Linked DNA regions of Homo sapiens: region 2 is linked to region 1. The links are chromatin loops, found by intact Hi-C in ENCODE. Cell type or tissue: PC-9. All regions are shown on one strand. Each heading gives the region's core, and the rest is flanking DNA. Links, peaks and the distances in the headings are about the cores only.

Region 1 (4,406 bases), core at 312-4,311:
CACCTACTAGAAGTGAGGTCTTTGAGGGGAGACACTGTCTTATTCATTTTGTCCTAATCCCCAGTACCTAGCATAATGCCATAGGGTGGATGCTCAAAAGTTGTTTGATGGATGAAAAATGAATAAATGTGTAAATACAGACTCAGATAGCTATAGGTAATATAAACCAGAAGTGGACAAATCACATGGTAAAATAGGAAAGAGTGGGTATAGTTCTCCATCTTCTCGCAATTCCATGTAGTGGTCTAGAATAATGAACGCAATGATCAATTGTATTATTTAGTTTCTCTTATCAAGCTGTTAGTAGGATACAGAATAGAATTGTGAATTCTTGTTTGCAAAAATCCCCCGTTTTTATGATGTATATAATAATGGGTCCCAGAAGAAGAGCTATATTAAAAAACAAAATGAAGACAAGAAAATAACCATATCAAAGATGAATAAAAACTTAGATACACAAGCAGTGCTTCTGTCCAGTAAAGTAGTCTTGGTAGCAGAGGAAAGTAAATACTTTCCCCTGGAGCATAGCAAAAAGCAGCCTGCCACAGCACAAAATTTCATGGAGGTCTCTTTTTTTAATCTTAAAAATTCATCTTTATTTTCATTCTGAGGTATCTCAATTTTTGATTTACCACAAAAATAATGTTTGATTACTTACCATTATGTAAAATGAAAAGACCACCATCTTTTCCTTTAGCATTCAGTACTGTGGAATATGTTAGCCTATTTGAGAAATCAGGGACCATAGCATCTGGCAAAGACTTTCATTTAGAAGCCTAAATATTTAGAAGCACCTTACAAATTCATTAAGTGAGATATAGAGAACCCAAATAAGCATAATGAAATTAGGTTAATTTGGCATGAGAAATAGTATCTGTGCATTCAGCAAATATACTTCCTTAATAACCGTACTGAACAACCATATATAAAGGTAAACAAATACTAAAGCTAGCTATGATAGCTATTACTCAGGCTCAGAAATATTTGTTTCTCCTATGCAACCTGGGTAGATTAAACTTCCCTGGGTCCCTGAATCTGGCCATGGTGTGTTATTTGTGAGGTGAATAGAATGTTACTGGAAGTCACCTGTGTCAATTCCATGTGAAAGCATTAGAGTTAACATGCAATTTACCATGTTCTCTTTTCCCCACCACACTGACTAATAAGGCTATCTGTTCCAAAAAGTGCAGTTCCAGGATAATGCCACCTTCCCCAGCTGGATTGCTGAGTTGTCACACAGAGGCAGTTGTATGGGAGAGTTACTCTGAAGAAGAAATAAACTTTCGCTACGTTAAAGCCACTGAGTTGTTGTTACTGCAGCAGAACCTAACCTATCCTGGCTAACACCATCCCAGGTGTTAAACTCAAATAGACCAAGCTACATAAACATTAGATATCCCTATCTTATTTGTGCTTTATTAGTCCAGAGCTACAAGCAACATTCTATAGGCAATATGGTTATTTGTACTCTCTGCCTAACAGCTTTGGCTAAATTTATTCATGAACTGTTCTTTAAAAAAATAAATCTGCCAAAGTGGTTATTCAGCAGTATGTAAACAGTCAATTGGTGCTTTTCTTTTAAAACCGCTTTCACTGGTTGTAAAGAGAAAAACACGTAGCAGACTATAAAGTTCTCTACTGACATAGATAATATTGGTGAATATGCTACATTAAATACTAAAACTATCAGCAAATTACACCATGAAGCAAATACAAACCACCAAAAAATTTACAATAAATTCTTTTAATTATTAACTTTTAGTTATTCATTAACTTTTAAAATTCTGATGTCATATTATTTAACATCTCAACCAATTTTGGAAGTTATACAAACTTTTTTTTTTTTTTTTACTAGGCTCTATCCATCTGTGCCAGGGTTTCTTAACCTTTGCACTATTAACATTTCAGACTTGATGGTTTTCACTGTGGTAAGGGACTGTCCTGTGCATCCCTGCCCTCTGTACACTAGATGTCAGTAGCACTTCTGCAATTGTGACAATCAAAAATATCTCCAAACATTGACAAACGTCTAGTGGGGAGGGAGGACGTATCACAAAATTACCCCCAATTGAAAACTACTAACCTATTCCAGAGGTCCACAAAAAATAAAATATGAATTTCATCTGACAGCTCTATTGCTGCCTTACTGAAGTGATTTACAATAGTACATAGAGGTGATATAACAGGACTTTACTTTCATTATTGCACAAAGAAAACACAGTAAGTACCAAAACTTAGATAATAAAAATTTGCAAAACTAACAAAATAATTACTAGAAATCCCATCTCGATTAGCATGTTTATAGGCATGTCTTTCTGGATTCATTCATTCAACAGCTAGTTATTGAATAACTGCTTCATGTTGGGCACTGTGTATATACCAGAGATAAGAGTGTTAAGCCAGACAGACAAGATTCCAGCCTTCCTGGAGCTTACAGCCTCATGGGAGAAACAGATTCAGAGCCTTAAATATCAATTGCAAATGAAGATGTGTCATAAAGAAAAGTGCAGGTGCCTATGATACCACAGCACTGGGACTGGTTTAAGTGTGGCATCTTTGAAGAACTGTCGTCTTAATTGAATAGAAAGCTATGTCTAACTAGTTGGCACTCAAGTAGTACTTACTAACCACCAGGCATTTTTCTCACATTCTATTTTTTAAAACTCATTTAATCCTCTCAACAACTGCATGAGATAACTATAATTATTACTAAAATAATTAATTTAGTAATTATTTCTGAAATAAAATAACTGAAAATGAATACAGAGAGACCAGGTGCCTTTTCCTAGATCACAAAGCTAGTGTGTGGAAGAGGCAAAATTTGAACTGGTTCATGTTCCTAAGGACTAACCCATCAGCCTTCCACCCCCAACATGAGCCAATCCCAGCAGAAGGAGGCAGTGTTGTCCTGTCCTGTTCACTTTGTCCACAGGCTGGCAGAGAGTGTGTTTCTCTGTTTCCCTGGCAAGGAGGAGTGACCTTCCAGTCACCGAGGAGAGAGTACTGAAATCCACCTCATTATATATTTATGGTAGTTTCCTAGTTAAATGCAGCCTCCTCCTTAAATTCTTTCTTGGGAGGAGATGAGGTATGCATTATTTATAAATTATTTAATTATTGTGGGAATTAAGCAACAGAACACTCTGACACTATAATTGAAGAGAGGTAGAAGGTTCCAAAAGGCTGAATTCACAACAGCAAATTGTTCAAATACATATTTTTGATTAGTCAGGAGTTTCGACAGAATTTCCAGGCTAACAAGCTAATATGCTCTCATCTGAAATGAATACTTTCATTCAGCATCTATATGTTGTACGTGTGTGTTTGCAAGGAGCTGAAGTGAAATCTCCTCATGAGAATTATTTCTAATATCCTAAATGATCTAAATCACACACTAGCTATGGTGATAATGATTAATCATATAAGTCTTATACATTATATAAGTATGATAAAAAGGATTTCAATACTCCTGAATATGTTCTTTTTATTGCTGTTCTTTTTTTGAGGTACTGTTGGTTTGATTTTTACATGACCATATTATATAGAAATTCTAAATGTTTCTAAAGGGAATAATGAAGTGACTTTTGATTTTTAACTCACTTCCTATAAGGATGATGCCTCTTTTCAGAATTTATGATGTATATAATTATCTCAGTTGGTTAGAATGGCTTTGATCCACATGTCACTTTGCCCTGTGGACATAGCTGCTTTGGGTCCCTCAACATAATCTATTATCAAATTTTTAAAAAGACCCAAAGACATTAGGGACTAACAATTTTATCTTCTTATGTGATGCACCTTTCAGACAGCAAAATCACAGGGAGTGGGGTACTCTGATTAATTCCATATTCTAGATAATTGACAATTATCTAGGAAAGCCTTAGCATCTCATTTCTATAGGTGAAAATATTTGCAACATGTATCTGTACATGTTCGTGTTTTTGTAAGTAATACTTAAATGTCCGTGTGTGATGGTTAATTTTACACATATGTGTCAACTTGACTGGGCCACAGGATGCCAGATATCTGATTAAATATTATCTCTGGATGTATCTGTGAAGGTGTTTCAGAAAGATTCGCATTTGGATAGGTGGACTAAGTAAAGCAGATGACCCTCCCTAACGTGGGAGGGCTTCATCCCATCCATCCAGGTGTTGAGTAGAACAAAAAAGAGGAGAAATGTTGGATTTGCTCTCTCTGCCTAGCTTTTGAGCTGGGACATCAATCTTCTCCTGCCTTCAACACTCTTGGTTCTCAAACCTTGAGACTGGGGATAATATCTACACCATTGGTTCTCTGGCTCTCAGGTCTTTGAATTACATCACAGGCTTTCTTGGGTCTCCAGTTTGTAGACAGCAGATCTGGAACTACTTGACCTCCATAATTCACAAGAGGCAATACCCTAT
Region 2 (4,406 bases), core at 102-4,101, 130 kb after region 1:
TAAATGTTTAACAAGTAGCTTTCCAAGATGGGGCAGGGTGGGACCTTATATGTACGTATATATGTACGTAAGGTAATTGTAAATTTAACTGACATAAAGGGTGTTGTCTTAGTTCAGGCTGCTATAATAAAATGTCATAAACCAGGTGGCTTATACACAACAGAAATTTATTTCTCAAAGTCTGAAAGCTGCAGAATCCAAGATCAAGGCAGATTCAGTGTCTGGTGAAGACCCGCTTTCTGGTTCATAGATGGCATCTTCTAGCTGTGTCCTCATATGATGAAAGGACAAGGCTGCTCTCTGGGGCACTAGTCCATTCGTGAGAACTCCACTAATTTACATTTCCCTGATGATTAGTGATGTTGAGCATTTTAAACTATACCCATTTGGCCATTTGTATGTCTTCTTTCGAGAAGTGTCTATTCATGTCTTTTGCCTACTTTTTAATGAGATTATTTGTTTTTTTCTTGTTGAATAGTTTGAGTTCCTTGTATATTCTGGATATTAGTCCCATGTTGGATGAATAATTTTTGTAAATATTTTCTCCCATTCAACAAGTTGTCTCATTACTCTGTTGATTGTTTCCTTTGCTGAAAGTTTGACTATAACATGTCATGAAGAAGATTCTCTTGAATTGTATCTATTTGGGGATTTCTGAACTTTTTGTATCTGGATATCTAAATCTGTTGCTAGACTTGGGAAGTTTTCAGCTATTATTTCATTAAATAGGTTTTCTATTCCTTTGGTCCTCTCTTCACCTTCTGGAACACTGAAAACTTGAATATTTGATCACTTTATGGTGTCCCTTATGCTCTGTTCATTCTTTTTATTTTTTTCTTTATTTTTGTCTGACTGGATTATTTCAAAAGATCTGTTTTCAAGTTCTGAAGGTCTTTTTTCTGCTTGATATAATCCATTGTTGAAGCTCTTGAATGTACTTTTTACTTCATTCAATAAAATAAAATCCAGGATTTCTGTTTGGTTACCATGATATCTCTCTTTGGTAAACTTTTCACTCATGTCCCTAATTATTTCCCTGATTTCATTATATTGTTTATTTGGGTCTTCTTATGTCTCACTGAACTTCTCTAGTATCATTATTTTGAATTATTTTTCAAGGATTTTTATAAATTTCTTTCTCATTGAAATCTGTTGCTGGATAATTAGTGTGTTTCTTTGTAGATGTCATATTTCTGGGAAAATATTTCCTTAACTGTTCATGCAATTCACAATGTAAAGGCTGTAGATACAACACACTTTTTAAAATTTTTTTTTTTGAGATGGAGTCTTGCTCTGCCGCCCGGGCTGGAGTGCAGTGGTGCAATCTTGGCTCACTGCAACCTCCGCCTCCCGGGTTCATGCCATTCTCCTGCCTCAGCCTCCCAAGTAGCTGGGACTACAGGCGCCCGCCACCATGCCCAGCTAATTTTTTGTATTTTTAGTAGAGATGGGATTTCACCGTGTTAGCCAGGATGGTCTTGATCTCCTGACCTCGTGATTCGCCCGTCTCGGCTTCCCAAAGTGCTGGGATTACAGGTGTGAGCCACCGTGCCCGGCCACAACACACTTTTAACTTTAAACCTTATTAACATATTCTCCAAAATGCCACCTCCAAATCTAGAGTACACAATTAAAAAAAAAATAAATAAATAAATAAAAATAAATGAGTCTTTTGTTTGTAGTGCAAACTGATTTCCAGGGTGTAAATATTCCCAACATAGTGGAATAAACTACTAACTTTTCGCAAATTCAAACTACTAACATGGTATGACTGAGTCTGGAATTGAGAATTAACATCCAACAGCACAAAATTACATACTACCCATATAGAAAAATCATTAAAAATTGATGCATTTGGAGTATTTATTATCTTGATTTTCAGTAAGTTAAAAAATTTCTAATTATACGATTGGCAGTGTTTAAAAATAGGCTGGAAAAGGCCAGGCACCGTGGCTCACGCCTGTAATCCCAGCACTTTGGGAGGCCGAGGTGGGTGGATCATGAGGTCAGGAGTTCAAGACCAGCCTGGCCAAGATGGTGAAACCCTGTCTCTACTAAAAACACGAAAATTAGCTGGGCGTGGTGGGAAGTGCCTGCAATCCCGGCTATTCAGGAGGCTGAGGCAGAGAATTGCCTGAACTGGGGAGGCAGAGGTCGCAGTGAGCTGAGATTGCGCCACTGCACTCCAGCCTAGGAGACAGGGCGAGACTCTCTCAAAAAAAAAAAAAAAAAGGCTGGAAAAATGCCTGAAAATAGGCTCACTGGCCAGTATGAGCCAGCTCCCACATATGACTGTTCCAACACAAAGCCCTGCAGGTCTTCAGAATTCTCAGACAGAGATAATAATCCTGAAGGAATGTCAAATATTTACCTGTATGTGTGTTTAATACTGTTGTTATTGGTTCCTAGCTGCCTTAGATAGGTCATTCTTTGTAACAATGAAATAAACATATTTCATAGAGGGCCTCTATAGGGCTAATTGGAAATCTGCCTACACTGTTGAGTAATGTTTATAGTTGGTTACTGATTTCCAGAGGTCAAGAGGGCAATGTGATTCATCTGCTATTACAGTTTATACTTCTTGATTCTTCTATTTGGCCACTCTGCAAGAAGGCAATCCTCTAAGGATCACCAGCTTCTACCTATAAGACTTCAACTCAAGATGCAGGCAAGTAAATGATATGTATATAATATTAGACTATTCCATGCAGCTCCAATGTTCTAATTCTACTAATCAGGAATAAGAAAGTTCCTAATCTTTGTAGTTCTACTGATCCATGGGTTTCCAAGCTGAGAATCAATTAATCCAGGTTCCTTTCTCAGCTTTGCCACTGATTTCCCAGCTATGGAAAAGAGGCAAGTAACTACTGAAAAATAATTATATAAAGTAAGAGATATCTTATTTTAATTAAGAAGCTCCCAATTTACATGTAGCTGACTTATATATATGCTTCATGGAATTTTGGCATTCTGGAAATATCTACTGTACCTAGGCACCTAGGACTCAAGAACAGTCATTCTTCCTTCCCCAGAGCTGCAATATGAATAATTGGGAATTTTTCTTCCCAAATTCCCTCCTCTCCCAGCTTATTGAACAGATGGAGATTGTATTATCTTCCCCTCCTCTCTCCACAAGTCTGGCTTCTCTATTTATCTCTGGTTCTGTGTAAACTTTGCGACATCAAGATTGGCTGGATAAAGGGACTGAGATGCGAATGGGGATGGGCAATAACCAAGCCCTAGGTGCTCTTGGGTTCCTACCCTGCTCTACCCCGGCTCCAGGACTGCTTCTCTTTAGGAGAACAATGAAGGCTTTAAAGAACTTTCGAGGGCTTGCCTGAGAACCAGTCATAAAGTGACCTTTATGAAAAAATAGACCTAGGTTGCAAAAATTAGCTTTTAGAATTAACACCCCCATAATATACTAGTCCAATGTTCTTAGGAAGAGTCATCCTAAGAGAACACTGGTGCTGAACACAGGTGATTTTCTACCTGAGCATACAGGTCCAGTATTCAATATTCTGCTTTCTATGTGGTCCCAGACATGGTAATGGTCACAAGTAAAAGATGTAGAGACTTGATAATCAGTACAAGCCTCAGACAAAAACTAATTACAGCCAGTTCTTGCATTCATTTCTTGACCTCCCTTTAGCTACCCCTTTAGCCATGCATATTTACATCTTGTTCATCAAAAAATAATTATCTGCACTAAAATGAACTCTTATCATTGATAGTAATAGCATTACCTAGATGTACATTATTTTAGACAATTGCTTTAAATTTAATATTCTGATTTCTGAAACACATTCTGTTCAGGAAAAGAAAAAACAATGTCTCCAAATTCTTGATCCAATAGAAATTGCATAATCTTAAAAGGAAGAGTCCTGAGAGAATAGCGTGAGGTTGAGAAAAGATCTGAAGTGACAAGATAAGCAATTAATACTGGAATTGCTATTAGTCTGGTAACCTTCAGCAAGTCAGAGTCTCAGTTTCCTCATCTTGTAAAGTAGAAATAATCTAACTGGCATGGCTGGGTAAAGTTTAAGTAGGCCATCAGAAAATACTTTGTAGTCCATAGAGCATTAACTCATCCAGGCCCCTACTCAAAGTACAAAACTGCCCTTTAGCATCACTGACAGCCTCTTCTTGATCACTTCTAGTGATGGGGAACTCATCTTTGGAAGGTCATTTTTGACAGCCCTAATGATAAGAAAGTATATATATAAAGTGTGTGTGTGTTTGTAAAAATACACACATATATTTACATATGTACAATGATATACATACATACACATATATGTATATAGGCATATATATTTAGCCATAATAAATTCCTCCAACATCAGCTTCCTGGTTAATCCTGATCATCAACTCCAGCTCAGAGCTTCATTAAGGGAAGGAACAGG

What was found. Hi-C counts contacts between places; a loop is a spot of excess contacts. Peaks named below come from ENCODE experiments on the same cell type or tissue, not always from the same donor. Only the 100,000 strongest peaks of a DNase experiment are listed, where the experiment ranks them.
Region 2: it touches region 1 in a loop (9-fold over the local background); 1 of 110 quality-filtered maps calls a loop at or near these places.

What each region holds. Positions count from the first base shown.
Region 1 is chr7:88,355,988-88,360,393 of GRCh38, reverse strand. All of the region lies in intron 1 of LOC107986815 (a long non-coding RNA gene), which reads right to left. Among named protein-coding and RNA genes, the nearest start is that of STEAP4, 51 kb to the right of the region's middle. In PC-9, for the core only: CTCF peaks have their summits at 2,011 (motif pointing right) and 2,891; a DNase peak (open chromatin) is centred at 2,893.
Region 2 is chr7:88,225,171-88,229,576 of GRCh38, reverse strand. All of the region lies in intron 2 of SRI-AS1 (SRI antisense RNA 1), which reads right to left. It also overlaps a transcript of SRI not described here. Among named protein-coding and RNA genes, the nearest start is that of SRI, 7.3 kb to the right of the region's middle. RefSeq lists an enhancer at 2,309-2,603. In PC-9, for the core only: no CTCF peak of the experiment used is centred there; a DNase peak (open chromatin) is centred at 2,376; H3K4me3 peaks cover 373 bases; H3K27ac peaks cover 2,463 bases.